Linked DNA regions of Mus musculus: region 1 is linked to region 2. A link is a contact called in ENCODE Hi-C or POLR2A ChIA-PET data. All regions are on one chromosome and are shown on one strand. Each heading gives the region's core, a stretch centred on a gene start or an enhancer-like site at or near the end of the contact. The rest is flanking DNA. Distances are from core to core; before and after follow the strand shown. Region 1 holds the start of Dusp13 (dual specificity phosphatase 13). Region 2 overlaps Adk (adenosine kinase).

Region 1 (6,404 bases), core at 2,283-4,782, 590 kb before region 2:
GTAACAGCCCTTGCTCCTGTCCTAAAGTGCCAGCCAGCCTAGGCCTTCATTTACCTGCCTGTAGTGTGAAGGTTCTCTCTCCTCCAGAGCCAGTCCTTCCGCTCTGCCGCCAGGCTCTGCCAGTTTGCTACTCTTGCCCTGGCCCTGATGGCAGCCTTAGCCCAAGTGGACGCCCAGAAGATGAAAAGGGCCCAGCGTGGCGCTCACCGTCGAACCCGCCACTCCAACAGCCTCCTCCAGCATTCCACGTGCCCTCTCAGCCACTGTCTTCAGTTTCCACAGGTGGGAGTGGGCTGTCTGTCAACTAGTCTTTGAGGCTCTTGTGACAGGGTCCCCAAGTCCTCTGATAGGGTCAGGGAGAATGGTTCTCAGTGTTCTCCCCGGCTCTCCCTGAGGCTCAAGGAGTTCAGTGGACATAAGGCTGAGGGTGTGTGTGTGTGTGTATCTGGTAGTGCTAGAGAGCATTATTGTATGGGTATATGATTAGAGCATCTGGATTAAAAAGGATACTTTTTAATCTCAAATCCAGTGGCCTCTCACTAGGCAGACCCCTGGGGCACCTGTCTTTGAGGGAGAGACAGAGGGCAGTGGAGGGAGAGCTGCTCCTGGATAAAAGCCACTGAGTGCACAGACCTGCTCCATAGTCCCTTGACAGCTGTGTCTGTCTATGCTCTGTCTGTCTGTCTGTCTGTCTGTGCCTGACCGGAACCTGCCAGATGGTGAGCTTGCACTTCTCACCCTGAAATAGAGGCTCCTAGACCTATGCTCTGATGTCCTTCTAGTATGTGCTTTGACATAGTCTCATCTGTGTCTTCCAGCATAGATCCCATCAGCTCTTTATCTCTGCCCTAGTTTTGAGTAACCTCTGAAAGCCAAGGGATTTGGGGGTTGGGAGGTATTTGGGGCAAGCTGGAATGGTACTCAGGGTCTCAACCACACTAGATAAGTGCACTACCATTGAACACCACCACCCAGTCCTAGAGAGGTGGTTTTCTGTTTTGTTGTATTGTGTTTTAGACAAAGTCTTACTGTGACTGTCTAAAACATCTGGCTGGCCTAGAACTCACTATGTAGACCAGGCTGGCCTTGAACTCAGAGGTCTGCCTGTCTCTGCCCCTGCCTCTGCCTCCTGAGTGATGAGATTAAAGGTGTACGCCACCATTCAGGCTCTAAGGGGAATTTTTAAGGTGGTTTGCTTGCTTTTCCTTTTCCCCACCCAGCTACCCAAATACACTCATCCCACACACCGCAGGCAACCCTCTGAGCTTCCTGTATCCTGAACATTAAGGATACATGTACAAGGAGAAAGGGTGAGGATAGGTTTGGGCCTCAGCCATGGGGTTGCTGGGTACAGTTGCACAGCCTGGGTTTAAGGAGGAAGTACCTGGCTGAGCCTAGGGCTGACCAGGCCATGGGACCAATGGACAAGTTGGGAGTGGCAAGGAAAGGCAAAAGGGAGACGACAGCATGCTTTATAATTAAACTCAAATAAAAAAATAGAAACAGCATCAGGTGTGCGGAGCCAGGCGGCTAGAATCCAGCGGCACAAGCTGTGGGTCGGAGAAGACTACAGCCCGGTCAGGATCTCCCCACAGGTGGGTGAACGACCCTAAGCAGAGACCCCTGAGAATACTGGGTACTGGGGCCCAGGGCATCTATGCCTGCTTGTGTGGGCAACTGTGAGGACTGGGTTGGGGGACTCCAAATGGGTCAGAGGTAGAGGCACAGAACCCTGCCTCTCGCCACCGTGTGACCTTGGGCAAACTGCTTTTATCTCTCTGAGGCTTGATTTTTCTCATCTGGAAAGTGGGGATGTTGATACTGCCTGCTTCGTGAGAGAACAGGGTGGACTCAGCGTGAAGACACGAGTCCTGGGCTCTGTCTGGTCTGTAACGTACTTCCTCAAGCTGGGAATATAATTACGAAACACAGAGATCCAGGTGAAAACTCCACAGGCCATAGCAATCTACCCTCTATAGGTCTTGGCTGAGCCCCGAAAGGATGAGACTGATTGGAGCAATGTCCATAACGTGATGCCTCATTTATGTGGCACCTGCCCTGATGCAGGGCCTCTGGGAGGTGCATCTCACTTATGATGTCATGAGAGTCTCCCAGCAGCTCCTGGTGAAGACTCAGGCTCACAGACTCCCACACAGGTCTGTCTCCCTCCAGGGATGCAGGCTGGGCAGAGACCACTGCAGTCTGCCCTTGGCATTTACCTGCCAAAGTCTCTTTCCCAGACACCTCGATGTCCTTCTGTGAGAACGCTAGCCCCACTTGGTCTGTGCTCCCTAAGAGAAGAGGGGAGACAGAGAGGGAACAGCAGAGGAGACCAGGAGAAATGTGTTCTGAGGTTACAGCTAAAGAGGTAGGTGGCAAACAGCTGCCACGTCCCAGGCTGCTGAGCAAGGCCCGAGGTATGCAGGGTGGTATTCTAGAAGGCTATCCTGGGACAAACTGAAAGACAGACAACAGAGAGCAAGCTAGAGATGCTACTAGTGCCAACAAAAGGTAAGTATGTGTAGCTCTGTATACAGAGGCAGTGTGGGCAAGAAAGCCACTGTTGACAGAAGCAACTTCTCTGCTGAAGTTTCAGGGAAGTAGAAGCCAGGTAGCACTAGAGAGCCACGGGAGGACTATCATGAATGTGAACAGGGGCCTGATCCTACAAGACATTCAGCCATGGCTCCTTCTGACATAGCTGGGCCCTCCCTACACCAGGGGGTAGCAGAATCCCTGGGCTTTCTTTTGGGGGGGGTGCCTAAAGCTTAAGGAATGGCTCACTGAGTGAGCTGCTGGGCCTGGCTCTGATAGGTGAAAGGAACCCTCAGTGGACCAGAGCAGATAGCTGGGCTACATATAGCCCTAAGTAGGACCTGACCAGGAAACCCTAAGTCTAAGAAAAATCTTTCCTACAGGTCTGAGTTAGACCAGGGAAGTTAAGGACATCCCCTAATCCCCACCACCGAGCTCCTGGGACACAGTTGGGCTGCCTAGCAGCCACTGGCCACTAGAGGGCAGACTTACCCCATGCCAAATTGAGCAGGCCTGTGAGGGGCCTACGGTTTCCCGAAATCCCTGTCTAGTTCCACTCATAGCTGGAGGAGTCTAGCTGGTGGCCTCAGGCCAGAGTGGCTATTGGACTTCCCTGGATTCAGAGATCCTCCACCCTAATATTCCTTTCCCTGGTGTTACTTCATATAGCGTCATTCCCTTCTCTTGCAGCCAGCAGAATACCAGAGAGCAGAGAAAAGAAACTAAGGCCCAGATAGGAATGAAAACTTGCCTAGGTCCCAGGATATATCCTTGTCAAATTTTAAGGGGAGTCTGTTCCCTAGGCATCTCTTCAGGTGGTCCCCATCTTCAGGACAAGTGTTTTCAATAGCAGAGACACCAGGGAGAGATGTTAGGCCACTGCTCCTGTCCCCGCAGCTCAGGTCTGTCTTCATCTTGCCCCACATCCCCATTGGCTCACATGCATGGACCTGGAATTCTAGGCGCATAACAGCATTTGTGTTCTGGATGGAACCTGCTTTAGGACTGTTCCACTCAGCCTGCCCCTGCACCTAGTCCCCCATTCCTGGCCCCAGACCATGCCCTAGGTAGGTGGCAGGCCACTCAGCCTGCCAGAGAGGTCACAGAGGGGGATGAGGGAGAAAGGCCGGCCCTCTCTTCCACCCAGCTCATCATCCACTGGCTGGGTGAGTGTGGCCAAGCCAGTGGCCTCCTGGGTGCCCATCTCTTTTTCTGGTTTTGGCAGTGCCTGCCAGAGGGAAAAGGCATTCTACCCAGTCTGTACCTACTCGAGTTACTCTTTGAGGGGACCAGGGGTAGTTGACCAAGGTAGGTTCCCCTTCCCTCTAAGGTACCAGGCTCAGGTTCTGGTGCCTCTGACACCTCAGCTCTGCAAGGGCCCAGATGGACTAAGCCAGATGACTCCAGACATAACCCACTCCTTCCGGGTGAGGCCTGTACAGGTGTACTGGCCTGAACCACAAGGGTAAGGAGGAAAAAAGCCCGGGGCCTGTAAGTGGATGTGTAGCTCATCCCTGACAGCTCCCTAGAGGAGACACATCAGTTGGTGACCACCCTCTGGCAACTGGAAGGCTTGGGGAATGAACTGAAGGCACACACTGGATATCAAGCTCAGGGTAGTCTTTAGCCATTTGTCATTTGTCATTGGTGTCAGTGTGAAACATGGAACACAGCACAAGGGATACAGCCTGCTTATGAGCGACACCAGCTCACTTGGTGTGAACAAGCTGACTAATGCCCACTTGTGGCTGGACTGTAACCCTGGACAGTGCTTTGACCTCCTCTAGCATCAGCCTTAGAAACAGCCAGGGTGGGAGCTACAGATGAGCTGCCTGGCTTTGGAGGGACATCCTAGGTCCTCTCCAAGAGCCTCCGCCAGCTGGGGTTTCCAGTGACTAAAGGGGTACGGTCTGCACAGATTAGCCCTACAGAGATTCCCCACGGTCCCTAAGACCAACATTTCTAACATCCGTTGCCTCAGGAAAGGTACGCTTAGCGCCATGGAATTGACAAGAGAGTTCTAGTTCTCCTTGTTCCCAGGGAAAAGGTTCTAGGTTCCAGGCCAGCTGAGCCGGGTAATAGCCTCATTCAGCATAGCTGAGGCTGGCCCCCACAGCATCCCACTGGCTCCTGGTACTGCAACACAGGTCTCCCTGTCCACTGGACCCACGCTTGGGGAGCCTGTTCCAGCTACTGTCCTGTTTACTCTGTTCCCAGAATGGACTCGCTACAGAAGCAGGAACTTCGGAGGCCAAAGATTCATGGGGCAGTCCAGGTGTCCCCCTACCAGCCACCCACACTGGCCTCTCTGCAGCGATTGCTGTGGGTCCGTCGGACTGCCACACTGACCCACATCAATGAGGTCTGGCCCAACCTTTTCTTGGGAGATGCGTAAGTAAGACCCATGTAGGGGTTTAGGGTGGCTGATGGGTGGGAGTACCAGGATAAGCCTCCTCCAGATGGCCCACAGTGCTTCTCACCGCTGCCTGCATTTGCCTTTCTCATGTTTGTTTGGAAACATACAGTTTCATCTTTCAGGCCATGGAATAGAGAATTCCTTGTATCCTAGAAGTGACCTGTTTTAGTGGATAAACCACACTTCAAGAGACAAAGCTCTCTCTCTTCTCTTCTTTTCTTTTGTACCCCTGGTTGGCTCGAATTCCCTATGTAGCTGAGGATACCTTGAGTTTCTGATCCTCCAGCCTTCACCTCCAAAGAGCTGGTTTTACAAGTGTGCATTGCCACCATGCCTGTTTTATGCTGGTGATCACACCCAGGGCTTTGCACGTACTAGGCAGGCGCTCTGCAAATTGAGCTGTGAACCTAGCCTACCTGAAACCATCATCGTCCTCATTGACTCAGTCCCACTGGATGTCCTGGAACTCACTAGGTAGAATAGGCTGGCCTCAAACTCATAAAGATCCTCCTGCTTCTGCCTTCTAAGTGTATGCTACCATGCATCTCTCATTTCTATTGGTGTATATTCATTGTATATTGGGATGGGTTTAGCAGATTTTTCAAGCTTTACTGTGTATTTGATCTTATTCACCTCCCTATTCTCTCCCCCATTTTCTTTCTTTCTTTTTTTTTTAAGATTTATTTGTTTATTATATGTAAGTACACTGTAGCTGTCTTCAGACACCTCAGAAGAGGGCATCAGATCTCATTACAGATGGTTGTGAGCCACCATGTGGTTGCTGGGCTTTGAACTCAGGACCTTTGGAAGAGCAGTCAGTGCTCTTAAATGCTGAGCCATCTCTCCAGCGCCCCCCCCCCCAATTTCTTTTAAATTTGAGACTGGGTCTCACTGCAGCTAACTTGTAATTGTCTAGGAAGACTAGGTTAGCCTTGACCTTACAGAGACCCACCTTCCTCTGCCTGCAGAGCTAGAATTCAAGTCGTGTACTGCTGTGCCCACCCCCACCCCCCCACATGCCCTCCTTTTTTCTCTTTCTCACTCACTAGTTTGGTTCCTTCCACCAGATAATCTTGCTTCAGCTTTAGTGTCATATGTATGTAGTACATATGTGATTTTATGTAGCTATATAGCTATATAAAACCTAGGAGCTACTCAGATTAGCAAATGCATGCTATGTTCTGGGTCTGTGCTATTTCATTTGATATGACCACCATTTGCACCCAATTCAAAAGCAGCATTTATTTTTCTTTCTAGTTTTGCCTTAAATACTTCAGATATGCCTTTTGCCAGCCTTCTAAAGTTAGAGCAAAAAATATTTAAAATTTACCTTGTGGTTAAGGCAATGGCTCAGCAGTTAAGAGCACTGACTGCTCTCGCAAAGGGTCTGGGTTTGGGTCCCAGCACCTGCACGGCAGCTCACAACTGCCTGCAACTGCAGTTCCAGGGAATC
Region 2 (6,731 bases), core at 3,117-5,616:
CAGTTAAAACCAACGGCTGTTGTAGATTCTGTTCCCAGCATTCACATGGTGGTTCACAACTCCAGTTCTAGGGATTAAAGGTCCTGTCCTGACATACTCAGGCACCAGGAGCACCTGCAGTGCGCAAACATACACTCTGGCAAAAAGGATGCATAAAATGAAATTTAAAAGTAAATAAAAATTTAAGAAGTTCTGTTTTGCACTCAGAAAATTATTATATTCATGCAATGTACTATCCTAAGCAGTGTGCAACAGGTAAGAAAATATAAAACATAATGTATACCTTTTACTATCTATTAGCTTAAAAGTCATATACTAAAAATAAAAGTAATTCTGGCTGGTTTCTTCTGAATTAGTAACCTTGGATAATGGCAGTTCAGTTACATAAACATAATACAGAAAGTATGAAACTTTAACAAAATGAAACACTTCAAAAATTTACTATGTATGCTTAACTCAAACACTTCCCCCACAAATATAATAAAATTTATATTTCTGCAAGCAACAATTCCGGAGGTTTGTATCCATTACTTTTCTATTGATGTGATAAAACGCCATGTGATCAAGGGAACTTATAAAAGAATGTGTTAAGTTGGCCAGCAGGAACAGTTGAGAGCTAATGTCTCAAATCTTAAGTAGGAGGCAGAGAATGCTCTTTATAGTAAAGGCTGGTTAGACTTTGAACCAGCTGACACGACTCCTCCAACAAGGCCAAACCTCCTAATCCTTCCCAACAATTCCAGTAGCTTATTGACCATTCAACTACCAGAGACGAATAAGGAACATTCCACTCAAACCAACACAAGTTTGATTCATTTTGTCCCATTCTTTTTAAGTGGATTCTTAATTTTCCAATGTACAGCTAAAACTAATCTTTAATAAGACCTGTTTACACCTTAGCAAGAATTGATTTGGAGAGGGATCCATCTATGCTATGTTTCTCTTATAATAACAAACTTCTTTATACATAAAAACAATTTGAAAACCAAAAGGGACTTACATTTTTGATAATATAAATCTAAACTTCAAAGAGGCTTATATATCCTCTTTACAACCTCAAAGATGATTTATAATCTCATTACGGCTTATGAAGATGCCCATATTCTGTGCCCTTCCCAATTTTATGTGTTATTGAAATTTAAGGAATATGCCAATAAAATGTCTAAGACAAGGATGAACACTCTTACATCCTTTCATACATCTTAATGTTATCAATATTAACTTTTCTATCCATCACCTATCCACCTATGTGTCATAGGTAAATGTTCAATCCACACCACCATGTAAAGTGGAAATGGTGGTGTATGGCTGCACTCCCAGCACTCAGGAGATCAAAGTGAAAGGTCATTGTAGGTCATATAGTGAGTTCAAGTTCATTCTGGGCTATCTCAAAAAATAAAGTAGGGTCTAAAGAGATGGCTAAGGAGTTGAGAGTTCTTGCTGCTTCTGCAAAGGATCAGGGTTTGAGTCCATCACCTATGTAGCAGTTCACAATCATCTGTAACTCCAGTTACAGAGGATCTAATGTCTCCAAAGACACAGACTTACACACAAGCAACATACTCAAACATATAAAATAAAATTTAAAAATTGATCCGGGCACCGGGCGGTGGTGGCACATGCCTTTCATCCCAGCACTTGGGAGGCAGAGGTAGGAGAATTTCTGAGTTTGAGGTCAGCCTGGTCTACAGAGTGAGTTCCAGGACAGCCAGGGCTACACAGAGAAACCCTGTCTTGAAAAACAACCACACCAGCAAAAAACAAAAATTAAAAAATTAAAACCAACAACAAAGCCTAATCAAACTACAGTGAGATCCCCTTGATCTACCAGTATGACTCAGGCTTTCCTGTGTTCTGTGATAATGGGTACTGACCTCAGGATCTTGTGAATGCAAGCTAAGTGCTTTGTCTAGGATCCACAGCTACTCAGAAGAGCAAAGTGAAAGGTCATTGTCTGAAAACAGTGGAACGAGTGGAAAGCTCCTGGGAATTTAACATTTTGGAAAACTAAAATTGTAAGTATCTTTAAAATGTAAGATTGAGCCAGTGTATGCAATCCTACAACTCCAAGGGAGATAAGTGCACGTGGGGCATAGACGAAGGCTCAGATATCAACATTATTGCCAATACAGCCAAACTAGAAACAACCTGGATATGCATCAGGAAAACTGAAGAAGAACTGAGATGGATTCAAGGAACATGGACCAAAAGAAAATGAAGACAGCATGGCTCTCTGCATGCCGTGAGCAGCCATTGTCACAGTGACAAGTCAAAGAAGCCAGAGATCCAAAAATATGCACTTCATGGTCCTAGTTATTAAACCGCTAAAACAGCAAAACTAAGTAAGTAAGCTCCAGTGTTAAAAGAGAGAAGACATCATTGGGGAAAAGAAGGGGACCAGGTGCTTTTGGTCTGCTTGCCAAGTTCTATTTCCAGGGCTGGATGGCTGTGAAACAGGTATGTTTACTCTGAGGTAATCCATTCAGCTGCACACGTGTGATTTGTATACTCTTCTACGCGTTGTATGTAGTTCATAAAAAGTTAACAAGAATAGTGCATATTAAATTGTGCCGAGTGCTTTTCTAGCGCCTATGAAAACAATCGTAAAAATTCCCCAGAAGTCTGTTAATACAGGGCACAGTCTAGGACCAACAGAAAAGGATAAACTATAAAATAAAGAGGAACTTAACCAAAAGCATCAATAACTACTTTATGAAATTAACCATTATCTACAAGTATGCTCCATATGCTGTCCTAGAAATGACAGGAGTCCACATTGGAATAACAGCTTTTAAAAAGTTAGGTTTCACTGGATAAGCTCTGCTGTTGAAAGCAGCAGAGAAGCCCACAGGCTCACCTAATCTGGACTTCCTGAGCAAACAGACACCCTTAGGAGACATGTAAAGAAAGCACAATAAATTATATCAGCAGAAGTCAAGTTGTGGCCCACTCTTTTAGTCCCAGCACTTGGGAACAGGCAGACAGAGCAGGGTTCGAGGCCAGCCTGGTCTACAGAGCTAGTTCCAAGACAGCCAAGGCTACACAGAGAAACCCTATCTCAAAAAACCAAACCAAACCAACCAAACAAGTTATATTAGCAGATAACCTAATTAGAACAATTCTTTCATTCTGAAATAAATCTACTATAGTATCAATATATGTTTATATTTCGTTTATACTGTGGTTAGTCCTTAAATTATGGCTTGGTATAGAGAAAAGTATTAAAATATTTGGGTTATTAACTCTATGATCATCAACCACTAATATATTTGTTTTTAATTATTTTTCAGTTGATTCTTGGTGTTTGTAAATGATGTGTGGTGTTCATTCCTAGCCTACACATTGAGGCCAGATGAAAACTTTGTGGAGATGTTTTTCTCCTTGTACGATTTCATGGGTTCTAGGGATTAAACCTGGTCATCGGGTTTGCTTAGAAATCACCTTCACCTGCCTCTCTCTGCTGAGAAATCTCGCTGACCTCTTAGGTTGACACTGGTTTTACAAAACTGTAGTCAATTTAATAACATTGTAAATAATATTCCTTTTATTAGTATTTGCCGATCTCAGTCATCTTTATCTGAATCTCATTATCTAACTTAGAACTCTAAAAATCCAACCTGCTCACTGAGCTAAGAATATAAAAGCAGAAAAGGTAGTTCAGATTTAAAAATTGGGATTGCAGGACCTTAAGATTTCTAAATCTCCAGTATTACATATGTTGCTTTGTTCCAGATGGGAAAGATGAAATATGCAATCAGTGTGACATATGCGATACAAAGGTATATAAAATTAGACCCCACATCTCCCACATCCCTTGCTCCCTACACCTTAAAGAATCTTGACTAATAGAAAGCTCCTAAAATAAAAATGAAGTGATATAGGCATTTTTTTAACAAATGTTATTTGAAAACATTTCAATAACCACAATATGGACAACTACCATGAAGCTTTAGCCACTGCTGTTTACTGTATAAATAAAATAATTCCATAGAGCTTATGCTGGCTTTCGACTTGTCTACAACTAAAAAAACAGTCCACACAATGCTTTGTAGAAAATGCCTGACATCAGGGCTACTTTTTTTTTTTAATCAGCTGAAGACAATAATGAGCCAAATGCTTCTATATCCTTTAGTATATATTTTGCATATGGGCAATAAAATGTTACAAAACATTTTCCATTTTAAGCTTGTTATTTGGCATAAAATCTCCCACAGAGCTTAACTTATTATTATTATTTGCTACAGACTCTTCCTAAAAGCAAGAGCAGCCCATTTTCTCCAGATGACTCATTGACTAAAGGTACAGCCGAATGAAGTGTTCCAACTTGAAATACCAACAGCTAAATATAACCTTCCACACAACATTAGAAAACTCGATCTCTTTAGTCTAAAAGAGATCGTGAAGGGTCACTCTCCCCAAACCCAGGAAGCTCCTGAGGTGATCAGCAACAACAAGAAAAAACCAAACACCCGGGCCTTTAGGAAAAGAACTCAGAAAACTAAAATGCAAAATCTTCACAAGTCATAAAAACAAACAAAACAGTTGGCGTTTTCTTTTCATTCTTTAGGCAAATTGCTAATGCCATACGTAACCTTGTCAAAAAAATGCCAAATTTACAAAGCCATCCAAAGTGTAAACTTGAAAAGGTTTTGGCCATTACACAAGTGAAACCCAGTTATAGGTGCGTCACTTGAAGTTACCCTTCAGAAGAATAGGGAAATACTTAGTCTTATAAAAGGGTTATTTTTTTCTAGATGCCTATCTTGAATATAAATGTAGCATCTAACACTGACTATCGGAAGTACTGATAGTGTTTCAAGTGAGAAGAAAGCAAGCTAGCATGAGCCCATTACAGCAGGTGACACCTGAGCAGGGCATTCCAGCAGGTGACACCTGAGCAGGGCATTACAGCAGGTGACACCTGAGCATGGCAGGAACTGAGGAATGATGTTAATTTGCAACCGACATGGGGAAGCTGAGAAACAACTTCTGGCCACCTGAGTCCTTGGGTTTAGGACCATTAAGGCCCAGCCAAGCTCCTGTTCTTACATGAGTCCAGTTTGGAAACATCACTGAATTCCATTTGTAGTCAAGATTACTCTAGTTACACTTCCCGTCTCTTGGGTCTATGAATCCTAAACGCATGCAAAATATTATGCTAAGAAAGAACGAGGTGATTTTCCAGATGGTTACAGGAAGACATGGATTTTCAGGTATATTATGACATCATGTACTTCATCTTCCCCATCTCCAAATGAGAATTCTTTATGCCCCACCATGGGTACACTGTGCCTGCTTCTTTTGGAGAAGACATAGGCAGCTCATCCCCTCCCGAGCCTAGCTCCAGAAGATTGAAACACTCTTCTGGCTCTAGGACACACTGGACACATAACCACACAAAGAGACACACACACTAATGTTTAAATTAAAAAATAAAATCTAAGAAAGAAAAAAAAAATAGGAGGGGAGGCAGTCATCCAGAAAATATCAATGTCTGACATAATGTATTTCTAAATCAGATAAATTTTAAATGCAAACTGTTTTTATTTAAATTTTATAAAAAATAGATTCATATAACACATGAATTTACTTTTATAGTTTTGTTTTCCACTGAGTCAGTAATTCATTTGTCATTTACATACATAACTTAGTTAATAAGACATAGTGCCCACCTGGTTCTCCTATTTCTCGTTTCTTTATTTCTTGTTCTTCTGGCCTAACCTTTAAATGTAGATTTCCTTGACCCCTAGCTTGTCTCTTCTCACCTAGATCTATTTTGAATGACTGTATCCACACACTCCCATGTACAACTCCAGCAGTACTTACACTGAGGTTTAGGATAAAGGGTGACCTACACTGAAACCTCACCTCTTTGATACCCAGACAAGTGACTGTGAACAAATGCAGCGCCTCTTGTTTCTCATCTGAGAAGCTTACAAGAATCATAGCAGCAGCATTTGAAATGTATATAAAGAAAATATCTAAAAATAAATAAATAAATAAAAAGAAAAGATAAAAAAAAAAAGAATCATAGCAGCTACTTCATGTGGCTATGTTGGTAGCTATTAGATGTATAATTCTGGCAAATCACTTTGCCTCCAGTAATTCAGTGGGAGATCTGAGGCCTGCAGCTGACTTGCCACTATCTACACTGACCCATGCTCTTACTGTAAGGCAAGTTAACTTAGCCATCACTACCAGAATGAATAATTCCTTTCTTGAGACCCTGCTGAGGCCAGCAATATTATGACTTTCTTTTGACACTAAGAAAATAGAAACAGGAAGATGAGAAACTGTTAGTCAACAACCAGGGCAAGACCTATCATCCGCATTTTGGTTCCTCCTTGGAACTGGAAAGTGCCAGGGGCATTCAGTGAAGCCCTGTCAATAGAAATAGTTACAATGGCCACAATTGGCCAAATTGTTTAAAGAACACACTAAGAAAGAAAGAAAGAAAGAAAGAAAGAGAGAGAGAGAGAGAGAGAGAGAGAGAGAGAGAGAGGGAAAAAGGAGACAATCTAGGAAGCGGTTTACATACGGATGCATGTGAAGAATATTGAATTCTTAAATGTCTTACACTATGTTCTACACATCATCATTAATACAATTTATTTGTGATTGACACAATCGCCTACCACCCAGTAACTTAAAAATCATTTTCATCATTGCCTTTGTCCATAGTATTTTTAGAACAGGTACCAAAGTGTTCCGAGAACACAAGGAGTCCAAAG

The links. A loop is a pair of places that touch in the nucleus more often than their neighbours do. ChIA-PET counts read pairs that join two places held with the same protein, here RNA polymerase II (POLR2A).
Region 1: a map of mouse embryonic stem cell shows a loop between it and region 2 (3-fold over the local background). The contact joins the promoter of Dusp13 here to the enhancer-like site in region 2. A Hi-C loop is called at or near these places in 23 of 37 maps with a recorded cell type or tissue (CH12.LX, CH12F3, ES-E14 and 9 more). POLR2A ChIA-PET finds 5 or more read pairs at or near these places in 2 of 5 experiments (Patski and embryonic stem cell).

What each region holds. Positions count from the first base shown.
Region 1 is chr14:21,738,626-21,745,029 of GRCm38, reverse strand. Dusp13 (dual specificity phosphatase 13) reads left to right here and starts at 3,532. Exons shown (of 4, transcript NM_001374075.1): 1 at 3,532-4,000; 2 at 4,753-4,926. The coding sequence starts at 3,648.
Region 2 is chr14:21,148,071-21,154,801 of GRCm38, reverse strand. All of the region lies in intron 3 of Adk (adenosine kinase), which reads right to left. Among named protein-coding and RNA genes, the nearest start is that of Adk, 99 kb to the right of the region's middle. Within about 2 kb of position 4,366, at least 1 of the 3 ENCODE cell types and tissues checked has a DNase peak (open chromatin) inside an H3K27ac peak, as active enhancers do; it is left cerebral cortex, where a contact is called at or near this core.